Linked DNA regions of Mus musculus: region 2 is linked to region 1. Evidence: chromatin contacts called from ENCODE Hi-C or POLR2A ChIA-PET data. All regions are on one chromosome and are shown on one strand. Each heading gives the region's core, a stretch centred on a gene start or an enhancer-like site at or near the end of the contact. The rest is flanking DNA. Distances are from core to core; before and after follow the strand shown.

Region 1 (3,343 bases), core at 579-3,078:
AGAGAAGCAGACAAAACAGCCATATCCATTTGTTCAGGCAAGGCTGCTTCCCATTCCTAGGCAGATACCGAATCAGTACCACGCCTCAGGAGCTGGTGCTTTTATGAACACAGGGGATGCCCCAGAAATTAAAACCACATCCTCCTCACTCACTTGACCTGCGACCGACTGTATGAGTTTGATGAGTTCTATTTATCTGGGATTCTTTTTTTAACATATGAAACATGAAGAAATCATGCGCTTTTTCTCTTGAGCCCCATCACCAAATCACTGTGGCCTGTGCTGCTAAGCACTAAAACCAAGTCCACTGCACTAGTGATTCTCAAGCAAATGTGCAGAGAAATGATCAGGGGAACCTTGTTAAGCTTCAGACTGTGATTTTACAGGGCAGAGGTGACACCTGAGAGTCTGCCATTCTAACAAGGGCCCAGATCATCCAAGTGTTGTTGGTCCTTGGACCTCCGATACAGTATATTATCTGGACGCATAATATAATCCTCTCCATAAGTTCAGGTGATCCTTTCAGTTGCTTTCCCAATTTAAAGACAAGAAATGGAGGCACAAGTAACGATCTGCCTAAGGTCACAGAGGTTAGAAAGTGGCAGAGCCTAGCTCTCTTAAGCTCGCTCTTCATAGCCTGGCATACCAACGTTTAAATATGACAAAGAAGCACAGGTGCCATTTGATTTTATTGTTTCCTAAGACGAAGTGTCACGAGGTTATTTTGTTTAAAAGAACACAAACATGAAGGTTTTACTATTTATGATTGTGATTTCCAAACCCTTGGGAATTTCTAAGCTCGTATTCCCCACCCCCACTCCATTCCAAGGATGTCTGAAACACGTGCTCAGACAAACTCTTGAAATTTCTTCTTACGATTCCAGCACCCACAACACTCAAAAAAAAAAAAAGCACTGTGTGCTCAGAGTGTGTGTGGTCACTGTGAAAAAGGGAGTGTAGGGTGTAAATAGAATTTGAATAACAGAAAATGTGGCTATGTAAATTCTTGCTACTTTAAAGCACCGCCTGTGGGTCAGCACTGTCCGTCCGTGGGCCAGAGAAACTGGCTGGAAATACACAATCTTAGCTTTCCTCCCAGATCTGACGAAATCAGAATCTAAATTTAAACTAGAACCACCGATGCTCCTGTGTACTTTCGAGTTTGACGCCAGTGATTTAAGTCACAATCTGATTTCGGTTTATCACAACACTAGCAGCGTCTCACGGGTCCTAACCTTAGCACAAAGAAGAACCACAAAGCATTTTCTTAAGCGGAAGTTTTCGTTTCTTTTCCTCCTTCGAGCCGTGCCTCCCAAGCCCGCCAGACTCCTCCCGGGAAGGAGCCCAAAAGCCGCAGGGACCCGGCGGCGCCCGCAATGCGGTGGCCGCCACACCCCTCCCCTCCCGCAGCCTGCCTGCCCTACTTTCTTTACTCGGTCGGACGGATGCGCCACGCGGGAGAGCGCACGCAGACGCGGCGGGCGCTCGGAGCGGCTCCCGGCCCGGCGCGGAGACTCCGAAGGGGAAGAGAAAAGGCCTTGGGCGACACAGGACCATGCGCACCAGCCCTGGACTCCGCCGGCTGGGGCCTGAGGCCTGAGGCCCTCACCTTCAACACCAAGTCGGCCAGGTAGACGGCAGTCCAACCACCCACCACCACCACCAGCAGCGACACCGGAATCATCGTAGCGACGGATGGACGGCGGGCCCCGGCGGCCTGCTTCTGCGAGCCCCAGTCAGCCGTGCGCCCGCCCGGAGCCTTCCAGCTCCAGCATCCGCGCAGGAACTAAAGTGCTACCGGGTTCTTTGCTCCGGTGGCAACATTTCCCTCCGGACCCTTCCGGTGAGGACACTCAGCCGTTTTTTTTTTTTTTTTTTTTTTTTTGTTTTGTTTTGTTTTTTTTTTTTTTTTGGTGCATATGCCGGAAAAAGCGCGCGGGCTTCTTTTCCTGGGACGCTCGGGCTCCGGAATGCTCGAAGCTCGGGTCGTCCGTCCGGCAGCGTGCTTGTGACTCATGAGGCTTGACCCTCTCTGCGCTCTGCCCTTCCTTCTCACTGATTTCCATCTCCGGTTTGTTGTGCTTTTCATATAGCCGGAGTTTGGGATTGTCAGAAGTACATACCCACATTTAAATTAATCACGTCTCGTTCTAACGTCTTTATGCACGGCAATATCGTAATGGAGGCCTCATTTGTTCATTTCGGTGTTTTGAAAACTAAATATCTGTCTATATCTTAATCGAAATACGTAGCATTTCTTTTCTTTCTATTTTTTTTAAAGATTTATTTATTTATTATATGTGAGAACACTACAGCTGTCTTCAGACACTCTGGAGGAGGGAGTCAGATCTCATTACAGATGGTTGTGAGCCACCATGCAGTTGCTGGGATTTGAACTCAGGACCTTCAGAAGAGTAATTGGTGCTCTTAATCGCTGAGCCATCTCACCAGCCCCATACGTAGCATTTCTATCCAGAGAATTTCTTTCTAGTTTCCCTTCCTACGTATTTCTGTCCCCTGCCCCGTTCTGATTTATTAATTAATTTATTTATTTTTAATGTTGAATTCTGCGTAAATAGAACCACACTGTTAAAATCTGGATTATTTCGCGCGACATTTTGTTTTGTAAGATTTGTCTATATAACTGGTCTTTATTTTAAGACAGGGTCTCACTATGCAATCCAAGCCTGGCATTCACTATACAGAGTAGGCTGGCCTTGAACTCTCAGAGTTAACCTGCACTTAAGAGTTGTGCATCAAAAATACCTGGCTGTTGATTAAAAAAAAAAAACAAAAACTTTCATCTAAGACTTGAGGAGCCGGGCGTAGTGGCGCACGCCTTTAATTCCAGCACTCGGGAGGCAGTGGCAGGCAGATTTCTGAGTTCGAGGCCAGCCTGGTCTACAAAGTGAGTTCCAGGACAGCCAGATCTATACCGAGAAACCCTGTCTCGGAAAAAAAAAAAAAAAAAAAAAAAAAAGACTTGAGGTTTGGGCTATTGCTACATATTGGAGTTCTAGACCTGGAAAAATGGCTCAACACGTAAAGGCACTTGCTGCCTAACCTGACTACCTGAGTCAGTCCCAGGGGGACAACATGATGAGAGAAACAGCCCTTGCAGGTTTTCCGTTGATCTACTGGCCTATAAAATAGGTTAGATGAAACTTTTAAAAATTGGAGCACTGACCATCTGTCTAGTGAACTAAAGTGTAGTTCTCAGCCTTGGTTGCACAGTACCTTCACCAGGGGCCTTTAAAGTCCCCCTGGTTTCTGGAGCCTGGACCAATTAAATGAGAAGCTCTGTGAAACAGACCCAAGGCTGTATCATTTTAAACGCAGTCCC
Region 2 (3,343 bases), core at 358-2,857, 1.7 Mb after region 1:
CTAGGTGTGGGGTTGTAAGGTCATTCTCACACCTGCTGAAGGGAGTGAGGCGGGGACACTCCAGGTGTCTGGATCCTGGGATGATTAAAGGAAACTGTTAAAAGGCATGCAGGGAGAGCGCAGCGGGGGGACGCGCTGTGGTAGCCAAGCGTGGGAGGCTAGAGATGCCTCCCTCCAGGCCTTGGGGACTGGGGAGACAAGCTGGCCTGAGATATGTGGACTGGGTAGACAAGCTGGCCTGAGATGTGTGTGTGTGTGTGTGTGTGTGTGTGTGTGTGTGTGTGTGTGTGTGTGTGTGTGTGTGTGTGTGTGTTTCTTTCCGATGCAGGGCGGTTAGCCAGGGGCTGCAGTAGCTTTCCACTCAGCCCAGCGACTTTTACACATCCCAGACATACTCAGCGCATCTAAGCAGCGGGCTCGAGAACCCAGGACTGAGCCTTCCCGGAATCCACTCAGAGCGCCCAGCCATTAATTCTCGAACTCTTAGAATTCTGTGGCTCCGTTGCCGACTGAGGATTGGGTTCCCTTAACCTAGGGCTTCCTCTTCTCGGGCAGGAGGAGGAGTCACAACCTCCCCTCCCTTTCTCCTCCGCCTACGACCAGCTTGATTTAAAAAAAAAAATCTAATCTTTTATTTAAAGTCAACGGAGAAGCAGGAACCCCGCGCTCCTGCCTAGAAGATATTTTTACTAACTCCTTAATCTCTGCCAAGAAGGGCAACCTTAAGGAACCTGTTTTCTTTTAAGCTTTAGGTAGCAAGGGAGGAGTGTGACAGTCTGGGCCGAAACTCGAGGGCTCTATGCACTTGGGAAGGGTTATTAGGGCGGAGGTAGGGTGGGACGAAAAATTTCCAAAGTACTAAACATTGAACACGAGAGTCAACTCGAAAAGCTTTGAATCAAATTGGGAGCCGAACGTACGTATGTGTGGCTAGCTCCCGGGAAAGAAGCCTCTTGAGTCCCCGTCCAAGCAGGAGAAAAGGGGTCAGGTGAATGAATACCCAGCTTGTGACCCTGAAGGAGGAGAGTCTTGGGCCAGGAGGGGATGTGCCCATAGCCTAGGCGCGCCCACGCGCACCCCTGGAGGAGAAAGGCCGAAAAGACACCTCCTGCCTCCGCCTGGGGCTGCTACCACCGGACTGCGCCCCCAGCGCCTTGCCCAGCTTCACCAGCTGAGCGCGAACCCCTCTGCTCTCCTATTCTCAACTAGTCTCCGAGCTGTTAGGACTCGTGGCAGTCAAAGGCACCTCGTCCGCCCCGCAGAGCCCATTTCTCTCCCCACCCCATCTCCCGCCAACGCCCCCAAATTTTTTGGGCTCGCCCTTCCTGAAAGTAGGCGAGGCCCAGAAGCTGAGGCTAGAGAGAGGAGGTGGAGGAGGAGGAGGAGGAGGAGGAGGAGGAGGAGGAGGAGGAGGAGGAGGAAGGGGTAGGAGGTGGAAAAGGGGCGGCGCCGAGCGGCCAGCCAGGGGGCGTGTCCGGCACTGGCCCCGCCCCTGGGTGCGCGCGGTGGTGGCGGAGGCCGCCCAGCCTCGCTCTAGAGAGACAGGTATCGCTTAGACGCCATGTTGTGAGCGGAAGTGGGGGAGCGCGCGGCCGTCGCTGTTCTGCTGGGATCGGGCGCGGGAAGCGGCGGGGAGGGGAGGCGGGGGGCGGAGCCGTAGTCCGGGCGGCGGAAGGAGGAGAGGAAGAAAGGGGCGAGCCCTGGTGCCTGGCGGCGGCGCAAGGCTCTCGCTTGGAGTGCGGGCGGCTGTGGCTAGGCGCTGGGCGTTCGGGTGGTCGGCGTCGGCGTCGGCGTCGAGCTCGCTCTCGGGGGAGCCGCGGCTGCCCGGCTGCTGCTTCTCGGCTCTGCCTTGGAGCTCGAGTGGCTAAGGAGCCGAGCCGGCTGTGGGGCGGGTGGGGAGGGAGGAGGCGGTGAAGGCGGCGGCGGGCCGGGGAGGGGGGGAAAGATGCCGCTGGCGCAGCTGGCGGACCCGTGGCAGAAGATGGCTGTGGAGAGCCCTTCCGACAGCGCGGAGGTGAGTGCAGCCGTGCGGCAGGGCAGGCGCGCCCCTTCCCCACGCCCCCGCCGGCGCTAGCTCTCTTCCCCGGAGCTGCCCCCCTTAGACCACCTCCGCCGCCGGCTCACATCTTGTTCCCGGGGCGAGATTCTGCTTTGGGTCGTTGGGCTTTGCCGATCTGTCTGTGTCTCCTTCCCGCACCCTCGCCTCTCCCTGCTTTTGGGGTTGGGGGGTGCCGGTGTGGCGGCGCGTGGGGTTTGGAGTGGGCGCTGAGGCTTTGCAAAGAGCCTGTTTTAATCAACTTTGCGTGGGGGAAGCAGGAGGCAAAGCAGGAGCCGGCGGCGGGGAGTTGGGAAGTTTGGCCCTGCCGGCTCTAGGGTCTTCTCCGGAATCTTAGAGACTTTGGATTCGGTTCACCAGGAGCCAAGACTTCAGTCTGGCCGCCGGAGGGGTTTGCTACAGGGAGACGGGCGCCCACAGGGCAAGGTGGGCGAGCCAAGCCGGGAGGGTTTTGAGTAAGGGGTCCAGGACTGAGGGATCCCCCCACACCCCGGTCAGTCTGCCGCAGCGCTCTCTGCCGCTGCTGCAAAAGAAAAACGGAGCGCCTTAGGTCCCCTACTCCTAGGTTTTGAGGTCACTGAGTTGGAAGACCCCAGTATAACTTTTGCTTCCTGTCCATGGAGGTGAGCGGGTGAAATTCAAGGAGATCAGCGGACGCTGTAAAAGGGCTATCTGATTTTCCTCTCCCGGGATCTGATGATCGGCCCTGAGATACCCACCCCAGTGTCAGAAACCCAAACAGTATACCCAAACAAGGCAAAACAGAATTTCCGCGGACACATCCCAGCACCGAGCTTTTCACAGCCGCCACTGTCCCAGAATCAACTGGCGATCTAAAAAAATAATGCAGACAAGATCCATTCCAGGGTATCAGCGCTCCTCTCCAGAGTGGAAAATCAGTTCCTGATGGTGGCGCGTCTGTGATTCCTCTTTCTTGACTTTTCGCTGAATTCTATCCTCGCAGCGGACTTTAGGGGATTACAGAATGATAGGCTGGGTGTGTGTAATAGTTACTGAGCGAGTGACCCCATTTCTGGAAAGCATGACTGAAACGCGGGGGTGGAATGGGGCAGGCTCTGATGAGTGGTGTACTTGGCGGCAGCCACTGCCCCCATCGGCCTCCGCAGTGTGAGAGGTGGGTAGGGTTACTGGTTACGTCAGTAAAACTCGGGCTCAGTTTGGTGTGAGATGCGGGACGCTGACATTCTCTGGGAGGGGGGAGAGGGGGAGGGAGGAATCCGTTCAGATCGTTTTTTCTAATTTTTCTCCCCTGTCACCTCCACTACC

The links. Hi-C counts contacts between places; a loop is a spot of excess contacts on that map. ChIA-PET counts read pairs that join two places held with the same protein, here RNA polymerase II (POLR2A).
Region 2: a loop to region 1 is called in a map of heart, with 4 times the contacts of the local background. The contact joins the promoter of Rps6ka3 here to the promoter of Mbtps2 in region 1. A Hi-C loop is called at or near these places in 1 of 37 maps with a recorded cell type or tissue (heart). POLR2A ChIA-PET finds 5 or more read pairs at or near these places in 1 of 5 experiments (embryonic stem cell).

The regions. Positions count from the first base shown.
Region 1 is chrX:157,596,887-157,600,229 of GRCm38, forward strand. Mbtps2 (membrane-bound transcription factor peptidase, site 2) reads right to left here and starts at 1,829. Exons shown (of 11, transcript NM_172307.3): 1 at 1,610-1,829. The coding sequence starts at 1,684.
Region 2 is chrX:159,254,175-159,257,517 of GRCm38, forward strand. Rps6ka3 (ribosomal protein S6 kinase polypeptide 3) reads left to right here and starts at 1,608. Exons shown (of 22, transcript NM_148945.2): 1 at 1,608-2,014. The coding sequence starts at 1,946.